Linked DNA regions of Homo sapiens: region 2 is linked to region 1. A link is a loop called in an ENCODE intact Hi-C map of the cell type or tissue named here. Cell type or tissue: A673. All regions are shown on one strand. Links, peaks and the distances in the headings refer to the core of each region. The heading gives the core; the rest is flanking DNA.

Region 1 (8,315 bases), core at 1-8,000:
GCCCACAGGGAGTTTATGTTGCTCTGGAAGCAGAGAGGCAAAAAGAAATGAAGAGGGCCGGGGCGTGGTGGCTTACGCCTGTAATCCCAGCACTTTGGGAGGCTGAGGCAGGCGGATCACAAGATCAGGAGATTGAGACCATCCTGGCTAACACGGTGAAACCCCGTCTCTACTAAAAATACAAAAAAATTAGCCGGGCATGGTAGCGGGCGCCTGTAGTCCCAGCTACTCGGGAGGCTGAGGCAGGAGAATGGCGTGAACTCGGGAGGCAGAGCTTGCAGTGAGCCGAGATCATGCCACCGCACTCCAGCCTGGGCGACCGAGCAAGACTCCATCTCAAAAAAAAAAAAAAAAAAAAGAAGAGGAGAGAGGAGAGGAGAGTTACAGAGTTTCATGTAATAGAAACTGAAGGAGGAAGACTTAGGGAAGGCCTCTTGGAGGAAAGGGCATCTGCATATTAGTCGGTTTTCTCCCCATCATCCATTCCTCCTATCCTGTCCTTCCAGTACTCACAATTTCTCCACAGCTGGTCCCTATGTTTTGGTGGTGCTGACTTCACTCTCATCCTCTCCAGAAGTGGACTCTGATCTCCTTAAACCCCTGGCTCTAGTGACTGGCTCAGATATGGGCACACGGCCCAAGGCAGGCTGCTACAGGAGACTATTCCTGGATTTGAGTTTGAAACTTCCAGGAAGCAGAGAGTCACTTTCTGCTATATTTGCACCAAGAAAATGGATCTTGAGAGTTCCTGGGGCCATCTTGGAAGCATGAGGGTTGTTCCTGCTCATAGGCCTGGGAGATGGAGCCCCCAAAAGAACAAGAGAGAAAAGGGGCCTTGAATCAGAGTGAAGCCCGAGATGAAGCCTCACCTGACCTGGATACAGATTATTCAGCTATTGGAGCCAATCAAAGTCCTTTTCTGCTAAAGCTCATTTGAGCTCAGATTTGTTATTTGCAGGCCAAGGCAGAGCCAAGTGCAAAGCTACCCAGCATCCAAGCAGGATGGCATGCATGAGGGCAGAGCCTAAGCCAGAGCCCAAAGGAGGAGGGGAGCAGACGTGGGGTAAGTCTGGTGAGGCTATGAATTAATAGCTAACCTCACAGGTGTCCCTTCTGTGCCAGGCATTGTTCTGAGATGTTTACGTGCATAATTTCACTTAATCTTCATGAGGACCTTGTGACATAAGTAGTGTTATTATCCCCATTTTATAGAGAAGCAAACAGAACATAAGAGGCTAACTGGCCACGGTCAGATGGCTAGAAAAGCTGGACTCAATTCCCGGCAGTCCCACTCAAGGGCCTGGCCACTGGGGCAAGATCAGGCTGAGCCTGGGTGCAGGGTCTGGTAGATGATCACATAGCTATCAAGGCCAAAGGTCGCTGAGAGGTGATGGCGGAAGAAGGCTGAGAAGGCATCAGAGTTGATGACTGCAGCCATCAATTGCCCTAGGAGGTGCCATTTCAGGCAAAGGTGGGGTGGACGCCGATTTGTAAGGTGTGAATTAGAGCCAGGTATGAATGGGAACCTGGTAAGGGCTGGGAACAGTTGGCAAAGCCCACACATACCGTGAATTCATCACAGAAAGCAGGGAAGCCAGGGTCAGCTATGGAAAGCAAGAGAGTCTAACACCAGCTTTGATTTTTGCTCATGATGGTGTTTGCAAGGCATGATAATGAAGGGGGTAGAGAATAGGCTCAAAGAGCCCCAGTGGGCCCATGAAGGAGAGAGGTCTGTGGCAGGCAGGAGAAGAGGAGCCAGTGTGCCGGCTGAGGGGAACAGTTGGTCACAGGCTTGTGGAGAGCACCTCTTCCTCTGGAGAAGGGAAAATGAAGGGAACAGGTAAAGGTGCAAGCCACAGTTAGCTGGTGAGGGGGCATGGGCATCAGAAAAGCTGAGGGGCAGAGGTGTTGGCAGAGGGGCCAGTGGGGAGGACAGTAGCCATTCAAGAAACCTTGAGGATCTGTGAGCATGCCTGCTCAGCTCAGCAGGAGGAAAAAGGACCTGCTACGGCCAGGTTTTCACAAGGTTCTGGGATATTGCCTTTTTTTCTTTTTGTATTTATTTTGAAATAATTTCAGATTTACATATAAGTTACACAAATAGTACAGTGCATTTGCAGGCCATATTCTGACCCTACCCATTGGCCTTACTTTTTCAAGGCATTTCATCTTTTTTTTCTTTTTCGACAGAGTCTCGCTCTGTTACCCAGGCTGGAGTGCAATGGCGCAACCTCAGCTCACTGCAACCTCCGCCTCCTGGGTTCAAGCCATTCTCCTGCTTCAGCCTCCTGAGTAGCTGGGATTATAGGCATGTGCCACCATGCCCGGCTATTTTTTGTATTTTTAGTAAAGACTGGGTTTCACCACGTTGGCCAGGCTGGTCTCGAACTCCTGATCTCAGGTGATGCGCCCGCTTCAGCCTCCCAAAGTGCTGGGATTACAGGCATGAGCCACCGCGCCCAGCTCATCTTCTTAAAACAAAATCCCTAGGCTGTCCTCCAAGCCCTGAGCTTGGCACTCTTCTCTTTAAAAATTGCACTGCACTGGCCAGGCACGTTGGCTCACGCCTGTGATCCCAATGCTTTGGGAGGCCGAGGCAGCTGGATCACTTGAGGTCAGGAGTTTGAGACCAGCCTGACCAACATGGTGAAACCCTGTCTCTACTAAAAAATACAAAATTAGCTGGGCATGGTGGTGCATGCCTGTAATCCCAGCTACTTGGGAGGCTGGGAAAGGAGAATCTCTTGAACCCAGGAGGCGGAGGTTGCAGTGAGCTGAGATCGCACCATTGCACTCCAGCCTGGGCAACAGAGCGAGACTCTGTCTCAAAAAAAAAAAAAAGTTGCACTGCACATTCACAAAAAGCCACTCTCCTTGGCTGCATTGGAGACCCTGTATGATCTGGCCTCAGGCCACCCTGACGGCCCTGTTTCCCTCTGCCCCCCTCACCCCGACCCTCCAGTCCTGCTCCTTCCAACCCCGACACATTCCATATGTCTCCGTCTCCTGAAGACTCAGACCCTCCTAAGGAAAAAGGTGCGGGTCTTGGTGATCTTTTTATCTACCCTGGTGCCTGGCAAGCAACAAACAAATATCATCAGCAGAAAGCCAGGCTCAGCTGAGATCATGAGAGCCCAGGAAGCAGTTATATCAGGAGTAACAACCTGGGTCACAGCAGGCCCAGGACCCTGGAAGCTGAGCTCCCCTATATGGGAAAGGAAGAACTAAAGCCAAACTTCAAGTGCCCTTCCAGAGCCTGAGCTCATCACTGAGAACCTCTGTCTGTCCCTTCTCCTGCAAAGAGAAGGACACAGGTGGGAGAGGAGCATGGGGTGGGAACAAGGTCAGACATAGGCCTGTGGTGGTTTGATCTGTTCCATACCTAGGATGGGGACTGGAGCCTGCTCAGCTTTCACCTTCCAGCGTTACCTGGAGCAACCCTGTGGGGAGCTGTAGGCTGTCCCCATAGACTTCTGAGATGTCTTTCTTTCTCTCCATCTGCAGGAAGATGTCAGAGCCCCAGTCTTTTCCCTAGGAGAGGCTTCCCTAGATGGTGGGAGTCCTGGCCCAGGCCACTGTGGGTTTTACGAAGTTGAAGGTCCTGGTTCGGTGATGGCACAGGGGCACACATAATAACTTCCTGCCTTTCAGGGAGCACAGCTCAGCTCCACAGCAGGACACCTGAGCAGCCAGAAGCTAGAAAGATGCAAGCCTGCCTCCAAGTGGTCACATGTCATAACTGCAGCCCACAACCCAGACCCTCCAGGCAGAGGTGCCTGGGCAGCATTGACTATGGCAGGCCAGGCAGCCACCATCATCTGGCTCTGAAGATTCCACGTGCTCAGGTGAAAGAGAGGTGCCGGTTCTACATGAGCAAAGGAGCATCAAAGTGTCACACACACATGCATTCAGACTTTCACCTTTTATCATGGTTTTAGAAATAAGGATGCATAGGCCAGGTGTGGTGGTTCACGCCTGTAATCCCAGCACTTTGGGGGGCCGAGGCAGGCAGACTACCTGAGGTCAGGAGTTCGAGACCAGCCTAGCCAACATGACGAAACCCCATCTCTACTAAAAATACAAAAAATAGCCGGGCGTGGTGGCACACGCCTGTAATCCTAGCTACTTGGGAGGCTGAGGCAGGAGAATCGCTTGATTCAGTGGAGGTTGCAGTCAGCCAAGATCACACCATTGCACTCCAGCCTGGGTTACAAGAGCGAAACTCCGTCTCCAAAAAAAAAAAAAAAAAAAAAAAAAAAAAAGGATGCATGTTCAGTGAGGTCAAATAACCTACTCCACTTAGTTTGTAAGCATCAGTCTTGGGCCAAAAGTCATGTCCACTTGATGCTGGGATTCCACTTCAATCAAATGAGGCAATTGGACTCTACTGCAGCTAACTGCTACTTACACATCAGAATTACCCAAGGAGCTTTAAACATATTTATCTATCCCTCTGACCCAGGCTGACTGAATCAGCATCCCTGGGTGTGGGCTGGGAATGTGTCTTTTCAGCACACTTCCCCAGCAAGATAAAAGTGCCTCTGTAAACTGAGAGCAGGAAACCAGTGGGCAAGATTGTCAACTCATGGAGTCAGGGACATGTTTAATTCATTTGTGAATCCCCTGGTACTGGCACATAGAAAGCGTCCCATATTATCTGCAAAATGAATGAATGAATAAATGAGCAAGTAGGTGAATGAATGATTCTGAGGTCTCCTCCAGCTTTGATGGCCTATGACCGTGTGACTCCTGCATATGCATGAACACACAGACACAGACACTACACACATGCACAGACACACATACACACTTGGAGCAAAGAGGGATGAAGCCTGCCACACTGCAGGTGGTCCTAGCTGCCTGACCTCCCTTCCTCACACACTGACACACCTCCCTCTTTGTTGACCTGTTATTTATTGTGCACCCATTGGGTGCATGGCCTAGCCCTAGGCCCTGGCCGGAGACCCAAACATGGCCTCCAAGGGCCAACCTTACTTTGTGGAGGTGCAAGCCCCAGAGCTGGTTACAAGCATGGGAAGGGAGGAGGGTGGCCTAGCAGGAAGGCTGGGGAGGCAGTGTGTCAGCCGGCAGGCAGCAGCGGGTAGCAGAGGCCCCCTCTTGGCGGGCAGCCTACTTGCACACTTGGCTGAACAGAGACAATGGTGGCTGGTCCCTCCGGCCCAGCCTCCTTCCTACAGGCAGAGCCCCAAGTCCATGAGTCTCCGGAACCTCCCTCAGAGAACAAGCCCAGCTGGGAGGCAGCCAGAGGGCAGGATGAGGGGATTTCCCAGGGGAGAGCAGCAGAGACCCTCTGAGCTGCCAGAGATGGGGAAGGGGTCCAGGCACCCCACAGGAAGGAAGGTTTAAGGCATGTGTAGAAAGGAGCACAGAAAAGTCTCCCGAGCCTGGCCTAGGCCTCGCCTGGTCGCCAGCCTCCGTCCCATCCCTCACAACTCTCCTGAGCTGTGGCTCCTGCCAGGCAGACCCCTAAGGGAAACTGTCGCCACCTTTTACCTCTCTATCCTCTCCAGTGGTCTGAACATAGAGAACCTCCTTCTCTGCTCTGTTGGAACAAAGGCTCCTTGTTCCTAGGGTTCCAGGGTTCCCTGCAAAGCTCTGGAGGCCCCACCCCGCCCAGCCCTCACTCATGCCATCAGCTCTGCTCTGTTGATGAGCAGTTGGGTATGTGAGACTGTTTCATCTACTTCGGGGGAAAGGAGACACAAGGAGACAAAGGCACAGGGCCCCACAGCCGTGCAGAGCCCTTGAAGCCCCCCGAGGTCCCTGCCCAGAAGGCTGTCCCCTCAGTGGGCAGGACCTTAGCGACCCTGCTCCCTGGGTCACAGGAGGCTGGTTAGGAATTTCTCAAGAGTCCCTGATTCACTCTCCTGGGGCCTCCCCAGGAAGGTCACCTAATTCCCAGAGCAAGACCATCCTTGGGGCTGTGGCTCCCCTGGCTGGGCTGCCCAGGGGCCTCTGCTGCCCCAAGCTCTCCCCCAGAAGCCAAGGGCACACCACATAAGCACTGGTTCTCAAACAAGTGCTGAGTTCTCAGCAAGTCTAGGAAATGAGGCCACTCTGGATTCTGGGGCCTGGAGGGTGACATGGGCTGAGCTCTGGGAGGAAAGTCAAGTCCTCACCTCCCTCTTCCCTTGGGCGTGGCCAGGGACTGGGGCTGCGGAGGGACTGCCATGGGGGTGGTGGGGAGCACAGCAATATTAGGAAAGCTTCAGGGAGCACAAGAATGAGGGCCACAGGGAAACAAGGTTTGTCCTTCAGCAGGGAAAGGAGGTGCCTCATCCGTCATGGTGGACTCATTGAAATAAGTCTCCTCCAGGGAGGTTCATCTCAGGTCTACCCTGGAGCAGGGAACAGTGTCTCTGAGGTGGTGCTGGCTTCACAGCTGATTGCGGTTCCGCTTAGGGATGATCTTCCGGTAGGTTCTGCGCTCTGAGATGTTGCGCTTCACCTTGGCCGTGGTGGGAGCCTCATCCTGGTGCAGGGACGGGCTCGAGTGGGACTTCTTCAGGCTGAGCTTGGGCTCCCGAGTGCCTCCAGCTTCCCTCCCCAGCTGCTCCTCCCACAGGTCCAGAGCATCAGAGGGGCAGTGCAGGCGGGCCACCAGCAGCTGCACGTAGGTCTCGTAGCGGGTTTTCTGCAACACACAGGCCCCACCACCTTAGCACCATCCTGGCTCCAGGTTGGGAGGAGGCTAGAATCGTGAGGGACAGCTCACAGGTACATGAAGCTATGGCGATACAGACCTCGACAGAAAGAGGGCTGGACCAACCGTGAGTGTCAGTATAATGCTTGGATAAGCAGACTGCAGAGCACACCTCTGGATAGTATTATAATGACACATATCAGCCCAGCCCTGTTCTAATAATAACCAACCCCTTGGAGTGCTGTAACTAACATCTCTATGCCATGTTCCATCTTTGAGGCACTAAAAGATGTGTCACCCACTATGCCTGAGATCTTTGCAGCCCTACACACAAACAGCTCACATCTGTACAGCCCTAATTGGGTCTAAATAGCATTTTAACAATTGGCATCTGTGGAGCATGATGCTAACTACCCTCATCTACTTAACACTGTACTCCTGAGGCCCCTGCAGCTAGCATCCTTGGGATATGGTTTCCAGTTTACAAAGTGCTTCCTCACCCTCCATCCCATTGGATCCTCATGCCAGCCCTGGGAGGGGACAAATCATTGCGGAAGGGAGGGCTGGTGACTTGTTAAAGGTCCCAGCTGGTCAGTGGGAGGAAGAGGTTGGGTCCTCACAGCCACACCCTGAGGCCTCTGAGAAGTGGGGAGTTCACAGCCATGGATACAACCAACAAGCCAAGGGATAGCCTGGGACCTTGAAAGACAGGCAGAGGGCTGCATGCGGGCACAGCGGGGACAGGCAGGAGGCGATGTTGACTCCCACTTCCTGGTCTCTGCCTCTGGGTGGCCTCTGATTCCCTCTATTTTCACATTGCATTCACCTACCCTTCCTGCCCAGTGGGCCCTCACCCTAAGCAGGCACCCAGGATCCCTGAAGCAGGCACCCAGTGTTAGGATCCCAGATGAACTGACGTCACACCAAAGCAGAATTGGGGAGTGTGGGTGGATGGGTGAGGGTTGGGGGAGACTAAGGGATAAAACATTTCAACATGGGCTGTAGAGTCAACAAAGTCATTACTGGCCGGGGCAGTGGATCACACCTGTAATCCCAGCACTTTGGAAGGCTGAGGCAGGCAGACCACTTGAGGCCAGGAGTTCAAGTCCAGCTTTGCCAACATGGTGAACCCCTGTCTCTACTAAAAATACAAAACTTATCCAGGTGTGGTGGCTCACACCTGTAATCCCAGCTACTCGGGAGGCTGAGGCAGGAGAATCGCTTGAACCTGGGAGGCGGAGGTTGCAGGGAGCTGAGATCGAGCCACTGCACTCCAGCCTGGGCGACAGAGCGAGACTTTGTCTCAAAAACAAAAACAAAAACAAAAAAACACGGTCATTTCTTAGTTAAGACCATAAACGGGGCATTTAGAGCAGCATGTAAATTTACCAGATTTGGAAGAGTAGTTTAATTTCTCTGTGCCTCAGTTTCCTCATCTGTAAAATGAGGATAACAGGACCTACCCAGAGCTGTTAATTGAATGAGACAATCCATGCAAGGAAGACAAGCTCCATCCATACTACCTATTAATATTTGGTAGGTATTAGAAGGAACAGTTGAGCTGAAATACAGTTTTCCCTTCAACTTGGGAAAAGCCAAATATACTCTTAGGAGAAAAGAAAACTGTAAAATAACATCTGCTATGGGTGTT
Region 2 (8,294 bases), core at 295-8,294, 79 kb before region 1:
GCCACATTACAGCATGAAGCACACCTCCCTACCAGGATCTGTTTATTTGTTCCATGAGGACATGGTTCTTGTTTCAGTCACCACTGTGTTCCCAGGTCCTAGTAGATAGTCCAGCACTTAGTAGATGCTCAGTAAATGCTTGTACAGCTAAATACATCAAAGGAGAGGAAGACAGGAAAATAGAAAGGGCTGTCCTGGTAAAGGAACTATGGCCCTATATTGATCATCATAATTGCCTCATCGCTTACTTTTCTCCATTTCTTAATAGTTAACAAATCATTTTCATGTCACCCTGCTAATGAGATGTGGCTGTTACATGTATAGTTTTACTAAGTGTGAGAAACCTGAGAATTTGAGGTCACACTGCTCAGAGCAGGGCGGTATCACGAGCCCAGGTCTCTCTGACTTTGAGTCCAGGGTGCTTTCCAGAACTCACAAATCCTTGGGCTCTAGAATGGAGAGACTAAGTTTCAAACATGGCAGTACAGCTATCTCTTGAATCCTGAACAAGAAACCATAAGACTGAACTCAGTCACCTAATTTGACCTGTCAAAGTGGCTTGAGGATCTCAGGGGGTCGACGTGTACCCTCTCTTTATTTCCTGGTTACCTGTGGGCAGTCAAGGCTCCTTTCAGGAGCAGGAGCATTACCTAGTCAGGACGCGCATCCTAAACTTCTGTACACCTTGGTCACTGCCTGGAAAATGGCAATGGCCCTGGACTGGGGAATCTCTCCAGGTACTCCCTTCTTACACTTCCCTACCTGCTTACCTTTAATCTTTAAAGGGATATTCAAAAGCTGCAAAAAGACAAGACAGACTAGGTTTAAGGGAAGCCAACTTGTCCATATTCATTCTAAAGGTGCCCAACCTGTACTCCCACAGTTCCATTTGTCACTTCTCATCTCTCCAGGAAAATATTTATGCATACAGTTCATTACAGAACAATCTTTTTTTGTGGAGTACACTATCTTGGCTCACTGCAACCTCCACCTCCTGGGTTCATGGGGAAACTGAGCCTGGAATGCCATGGCTCTGGAAGCCATGGGAATGGTGTCTTCTATTCTGGATTCTGCTCTCCAGAGCCACAGGTCTCTGGTAGCATGCAACACTCTCTCAGAACTCAGAGGGTTCTCAGACAGTAGAACTTGGCAGCCCATTGAGCTGCTGGAGTAGGCTCTTGTCTGTGACTGTAGTCTTGGACACCGTAAGAGCAGACTCCTGAGCCCCAGAGAGTGCACACTCAGATCCAGGATGGAAGGGAGGAATCAGCTCACTCACACCTGAGAGACCACCTCCTCAGGTTGCCCTCATTGCCCCTTCTCCCCAGCCGCCTTGCCCCGCTGCCATTTTTGGGACCTCTCTCTCTCTCGGTATCCCTGGTATAATGACTGTGACACCACACCAAGGTCCATGAGCAATGCTTCTCTGACATCTTTCTTGTGGCTAGTTCGACTTTCAGCCACTAACGTTTATTGAGCACTCACTGTGCTACAAACACTTTGTCTGCCTTAAATATCATAATATCTTACGAGAGAAGTACCATTATTAGTCTCAGTCTTCAGACATAGAAACTCTGGCTCAGAGAAGTTGAGTGATTGGCACAAGGTCACACAGCCAGTATGAGAATGTGCCAGGGTTCCGGCTTTGGCCACCAGATTCCCAGCCCAGCAGTGTGACCCCTATGGTCTCTCTGCATTATGGAAGAAAGTGTACCAGACCCCAAATAGGAAAAAAATCATTCTCTCAAGACTCTAGGCCATCTTCACTGGAGCAAGTGATTCTACTTAAAAAAATAAAATCTCAGAGCAGATGGGATCAAAATCTATAAAGTGCAGGGAATGTGGACAAAGTGAACAGAAATTACCACGGACACAGCACACTCCAGGAGGTTCAAAGGAGTGGTGTTTGGAACAAATAATAGGAAACGCTATGTGACATAAAATATGGTAGGCCTAAAAATAGAAAGAATTTTAAAACAAGTTTAGAAAATGTGTAAATGGATGACTCACTCATTCTTGCCACAAGTGTGTTCTGTGTCTGTGCTTTGCAAGCACAGTAGGAGTTCAGTCGGAGAGCGATGGGATTCACCATGATCCCAGCCTTTGATTTCCTTTACATCCTTTCAGTTACCTACCCACCCTGTGGGCCTAAAAATCACACGTCTCGTTACTGGGGTCAAGCTTCTTCTCAACAGTCCACTAGTGGCCCCTAACACTGACACTGTTTTTTAAGTTTATTTTCTAGTTTATTCTAATGCTTCCTTGGAGTTATTACAGTTGTCCATGCCTTGGAGCTACTCCATAGGGTAGTGAAGAGAATGCTGGTTCAGGTGTTAGATGGACCTGAGTTCAGATCCTGCTTCTGCTGCTCAGCAATTGGGTGACCCAGAGCACCCTCTGTGGCCCAGTTGCCTTAAAGCCCTGGCTTCACTGGGTGTTGTGAAAGATAAATGGGGCTGTGTATAAGGCACTCCACAGTTCCTGGCATTAAGTAATACTTAGTAAATAACAGTAGTAGTAACTGTTGTTATTAGAAGGAAATACCATGCTTAGCATTCTCTTGGGGTAATGGTATGTCCACCCTGGTGTGGGGGCCATGAGTAGCAAGGATAGCCACTGAAGCATAGAAAGGAAAACGGGGCTCCAGACCCCTAAGCCCTCAAGTCTGCTCCTTCAGATGCAGGGAAGGCAGGCACTGTGTGGTCCACAACATGACACAAGAGGACACAGCCCTGTAGTGAGCCTAGCCCCATGAAGGAGTGGGCGAAGCACCCAAGTTTACTGCACTCAGAATGTGCCAGAAGCCCTCCTGGGGTAAGCAAAAGGCCAGTTAGATCTCTTGAATCTTCTCTATGCCTCAACCTCGTTCCCTTGCCCCACTCAAACCTGCAGAGTCTCTGGTCCCTTCACCAGGCCCCTGGGCACTGCCAGGAGCTGGGGAGGATAGGCCCTATTCCGTGGTTTGTGCCCACAGCAGGAACTGCTGGCATTCCAAGGCCATAAAGAACAAAAGCCAACCCTGAATCTGATGAAAAGCCCTGGGCCTGGGTTTTTTCCTTGGCACTTCCCCAAGAACAGCTGTCAGGAAGGCAGCCACTCCAGGGCCCTGGCACTGGTCTGAGAGGATTCCTGCGTCCTGACTCCTGCTGCTCTGGGCTGGACCACAGGGGCCTAGCTGAGGGGAGGGCATTCCTGCCTGGTGAGCTGCTCTCCTCTCCCGTGGTAGGAAAGTTTTCCAGCCTTGGGGGTCTGACCTCACCCTGGCCACTCCCTGGGTTCCAGAAACTTCCTTCCTGAGGGGAAGGGGCAGGTGTGGAGAGTAGCAAAAACTAGGCTGAAGTGAGTAGAATTTATAATATTTAAGGCAAAGCCTGAGTCACTGGTGCTTTATTTGGCCACCTAGTTGGCTGTCTGCTAGCTGGGTGGCCTTGCTCTCTACTTACCTTCCCTAGAATCCAGTTTCCTCATCTGCAAGATGGGTTGCCAAAAGGGTCTAGCTCATTTTTTCTAACTTAAAAAAAAAAAAAAAAAAAACTATGATTACTAGAGAAAAAAATTGAGCTGTGTACGTCAATCCTTTTATCTCCCTCTGTCACCTTCCTTTTTGTGTCCCCAGGAAGTTTTTTTTCCACCCATTTGTAAGTACCAGGGTCTCCTTCCAGAAGCCCAGGCAACTGCTGCCAAAGGCTGTGGGGTGGGCAAAGAGCCCAAGGGACAAGTGCCCAGGACACATCCCTACCCAAACCAACTGGACAAATGCCACCAGTGGTTTCTTCCAAACTGCCCTCGGCAGCCCAACCAGTGGCTCTTTTCCTTTCACCTGCCAGGACCTATATTTCTATTTCTGAGTTTTCAAAGCCTAGGGAGGTGGAGAACCTGGAATAATTAATGATTGATTTTCAGGCACTGCCACCAGGAGGCCCCAGGGCAGGCTGTCGGCCATTTCCTGAGTGCAGGGACAGGGTTGAAATCCCACGTGGCTTCGGCAGGATTGGGCAAGTCTGTGAGGGGAGAGGGTGGAGCGAAAACTGCCAGTGCCCTGAACACTTCTGCCCTCTGCAAAATGATGAAGTCGCTGCTGGAAGTTCTGCTGGGGTGCTGGCCTTCTGCCATTGACTCTCCCCTCTCTCTGGGTCAACGAATGTTAATTGCTGCCCTCACAGACACCCCTGCCCCACTGCTACCCTTGCACCCACGCCTGCACCCACAGGCACGGGCTCACTGGCCCTTTCCTCTCCAAGGCTCCTTTGGGAAAGGATTAAAGGAACCGACTTCCACAGCAAAACTTTAGGGACATTTTAACTTTGCCCTCTTTGGATGTATTCCTCTGCCTTTGTTGTCTAATAATAATTAACTTTTGTACAGAGGTGTAGTTTTCAAAGGGCCTTCACATTCATAATTTTATTCGTCCTCACAACAAAGCTACGAGGTGGGTCTGACCCTCCCCAGCCCCCCGTCTATATCCACATCATGCAGAAGGGGAAACTGAGGTTCGGGCAGAAGAAATCATCCCATTCTACACAATTAGGGCTGGAACACTCACCTCTGATGCAAAGTAGAGAGCTGCTGTTTTCTTCCTGAAGGGATGTACTTTAGTCCCAACAATGGTTCGTTACGTAGGGGAAGTGGCATGGTGGCAAGTAAGCCAGGAGGATTGTTGGGAGCAGTGGTCTTCCCTCGAGGCTGGTCTCTGGGCATTGTGCCCAGAGAAACCAGGGTACATAGGAGTAAGAGGAAGAGCTCATGGACCTACTGGAGTTCAAGGGTCTCAGTCACCTGAGCCAGCAGGTAGAATGACCCAAGTGTGCAAACAATCACCCACCCAATAGTCAGTTGAAACACGGCAGCTTATAAAAGACCCCCAAACCATCCCACTCCCACACTCTAATCAGCTAGGATGACCAATTCATCCTGATTTGCCCGGGAAAGTCCCAGTTTTAACTCGCATCTAGAAAACACTGTTGGTTTTCGTCCAGGGCAAACCAGGGCACTTTATTACCCTACCACCAGCCCAGTGCATTACAGCTGAGTCCAGAAAAGAAAGAACATCTTTTGAAGGCTCAGCAGATCAGCATAGAATTAAACAAATTGTGGGATATTATGCAAATTCAAAAACCACTGTAGTTAGGCAATTACCTAGGATTGTTGGAATGTTAAACCTGAAAGAATGTTCATTTCCACAAAGAAACGCTCAGATCTGCGGCCAGATCTCTTGCATTTTCAAAGGCAAGGCAGAGTTAGTCTCTCGTCTCTACTTCTGTATTTTGATATTGGCAATGAATTACATTTTCTCAAAAAAACACTGAGTTTAAAAAAATTATAACTAGTTGCCAGTTGATAATATTGCCACAAAAGCCTTATGGGCCTCAAGCCTGAGAAGAAAAGTTGGCAAATGAGGTATTCATTTTAAAAAGTGAGTTCTAAGGCCTGGCCAGGCACAGTGGCTCATGCCTGTGATCCCAGCACTTTGGGAGGCTGAGGCAGGCGGATCACTTGAGGTCTGGAGTTCGAGACCAGCCTGGCCAATGTGGTGAAACCCCGTCTCTACCAAAATATAAAAAATTAGTCAGGCATGATGATGCATACCTGTAGCCCCAGCTAGTCGGGAGGCTGAGGCAGGAGAATCACTTGAACCCAGGAGGTGGAGGTTGTAGTGAGCCGAGATCATGCCACCGCACTCCAGCCTGGGTGACAGAGTGAGACTAAGTCTAGAAGAAAAAAAAAAGAGTTCTAAAAGTCCCATTGAAAGTCTATTAGTCACAGTGCAAATTTATTTTAAAATTTCAAATATCATCATAGGAAGGCATATGATTTTTATTCTTAACTAAAAGCATCATGGATTTTAAGTTTGAAAAAATACTGTGATAATAGGTGATTTTAAAAATATATGTATTTCAAACCTTTCGTTTTGCAGAGGAGGAGACTGATGCCAAAGAGACAGAGTTAAAGCACCAGTTAATGACATTTCCTTGGCCTTGGTCTCAGAGAATTAGGAAGTACCAAGGAACCCAGGCCTGATTTCTGATTCTAATTAGAAGCAGGGTCAGTCCAGGAGGCCTGTGTTTATCTCTGCAGCAGAAGTTCACTGCATTCTCACTTCTTGCTCGTCCTAGATCTTCTCTGCTGAGTCTTCTGGTCACCTGCTATGTCACCTGCAGTCTGGAGAAGAGGTACTGTCAAGGTGTGGGGTGTGTTTTTCCCTGAGGAGTAACCTTGAACAGTGCACATTGTTTTTACCTTGAAATGAAATTTTAAAGATAAATTTATACATGGGACAGGAATGTTCTGATAACTTGCTGGATTTGTCCTCTAAGAAATTTTGCCCAAAAAGGGGATAGGAAAGGGAGAGGGTTCATTGCTTGGGCAGAAAAGATGTGCACAGGCAAGAATGATTGCATGAGAGTCAATGGTTATTGGTACGTATCAGAACCTTAGATTGGGTAGAATCTCTAAGGTTGTCAGAGCTGTTTGAAATGAGGGCGTATTAGATTCACCCTGGAGCATTGCCTCCCTGGTGGGAGGGAATCCTGGGTGGACAAAGAGAGTTTCTGCTGTGGCTGCCACACTCCACACCTCCCCTGCAGCAGGACACAATCCAGGGCAGCAAACTGGCCCATGGGGTCCGGAGGACCTATGCCAAGATCCATTTCCATCCCAACACCCTTGGATTGTCTCTCTCTGGGAGGGACTGCCAGAGAAGTTAGGGATCTGGAGCTTTGAAAACCACAGAGATATTTAAAATTACAATTTTAGAGAAAGATTTAAAATGATGAAGCACCAACTATTTTTGTTTACAGCCCCTCTTTGCAAATGTGGAGGAAACATGTAGGGATACACATCTTCTTCTCTCTTTTTTCACAAGATGATTCATTTCTCCTAAATTGAGAAATGAGAAAGACTGGGTGGAAGGAGGTTGTGGATTGACATGAAAGAGAAAACTTTTTTAATTCAGAAAAATAGTTCATGTGTTTTCACACACGTGTACATATGTGCATACACACACACACACACACACACACACACACATCCAATCCCCCTGAATATCCCAGTTTCCCCTGCACCTTCCTTGCCCCCCTCCCACTGGCTTCTTAGCCTCCTGTCCCAGAACAACCCCACCAGGCCTGCAGAGCCATCACTGAAAAGGGCATGGCTGTCCTCTAGACTGTAATCCTGAGTCCAGAGGTCTGGCCAAAGATTGGAGGAGCATCCAGGCCTTGACCCCCAGGCCTGCCAGTGTTCCAGGACATTTGCTCACTCATACCCACTCACAATCTTACGTGTACCCCGGTTCCCCGACTGAGAGAACTATGAGGAAGGAGGGGGCAGCTTTTGCCATCACTAAGGTAAAGAGGTGCCAGGCAGCTCTGCTCGGTCCCAGGGCTCACCAACCCTGCCATCATTCCCACCAGTGGACCCCTTCTTAACCACACCCAGGCCCCCATATTGCTGAGGCTATTGATTCCTACAGACCAGGCCAGAGGTCAGCTCAGTCCTGTTCCTTTCTAAGGCCTTTCCACACAGAGATGAAGTCTAGGCCCTCAATGCCCTTCCCCTGAACTCTTCTTCCAAGTTCAAAATCCTCAAGGAGCAAGAAAGAGGGCAGGTGGCTGCGTGTGTGTTCCAGAGGAGAGAGGCGAGGAGTTGCTGTGGAATGGGTTATGTGACAATTTTGTTAGCCTGACAATGCAAGGGTGTGAACGCTATCTGTGTAGAACAGAGGGAATGGCTTCAGGTGCTGCTCAGGATTCTTCCCTGGAAGAGGTCATAGCTGTGGTGAGAAGGTAATAGCATCTTGCCTACAGCCCCGAAAGCAGGCTCTACCTAAAGAATCAGGCATAAAACAGAAGTTCCCTCCTTCCTTTTACAAAAGAAAAGGCTGCTTCCTGGTGAGCAAACCAGGGGAGACAGGGGGCAAGGAGGGCATCCTACAGAGACCATCCCTCTCACTTCTGGTGGTCAGTGACCCAGGAGGACCCAGAGAACCTCATCCTCAGGCTCCTAGGCCTCTGTTCCCCACTCCTCCAATATTTCCAGGCCTGCTGAGTTAGGGCTCAGCTGCCTCCCTCTTCCCTCCGCTGGAAACAGAAGCTCCCAGCGAATGTTTCTAACTCCTGAGTCCACTCAGCCATGTCCCCCTTGCAAAATCCTCCCCTTCCCGCACCCCCCTGCACCCAGCCAGCCAATCCGCGGCCTACGAGCCTCGCCAGACCCATCTCCCAGGGCCTCAGCGGGATAAAACCGGTCGGTGATGCCGGGTGGATGGGAACAAACTTCAGAAGGAGGAGAGACACCGG

What was found. Hi-C counts contacts between places; a loop is a spot of excess contacts. Peaks named below come from ENCODE experiments on the same cell type or tissue, not always from the same donor. Only the 100,000 strongest peaks of a DNase experiment are listed, where the experiment ranks them.
Region 2: it touches region 1 in a loop (2.2-fold over the local background); 6 of 110 quality-filtered maps call a loop at or near these places.

Annotation. Positions count from the first base shown.
Region 1 is chr2:113,199,498-113,207,812 of GRCh38, reverse strand. It overlaps PSD4 (pleckstrin and Sec7 domain containing 4), which reads right to left. Exons shown (of 17, transcript NM_012455.3): 17 at 1-6,655. The coding sequence ends at 6,398. Among named protein-coding and RNA genes, the nearest start is that of PSD4, 30 kb to the right of the region's middle. RefSeq lists enhancers at 3,489-3,538, 3,879-3,928. In A673, for the core only: CTCF peaks have their summits at 3,729, 5,079 and 7,411; DNase peaks (open chromatin) are centred at 3,692 and 5,132; H3K27ac peaks cover 470 bases.
Region 2 is chr2:113,278,889-113,287,182 of GRCh38, reverse strand. PAX8 (paired box 8) reads left to right here and starts at 8,262. Exons shown (of 12, transcript NM_003466.4): 1 at 8,262-8,294. RefSeq lists a promoter at 7,660-8,294. In A673, for the core only: a CTCF peak has its summit at 3,843; a DNase peak (open chromatin) is centred at 3,042; H3K27ac peaks cover 676 bases.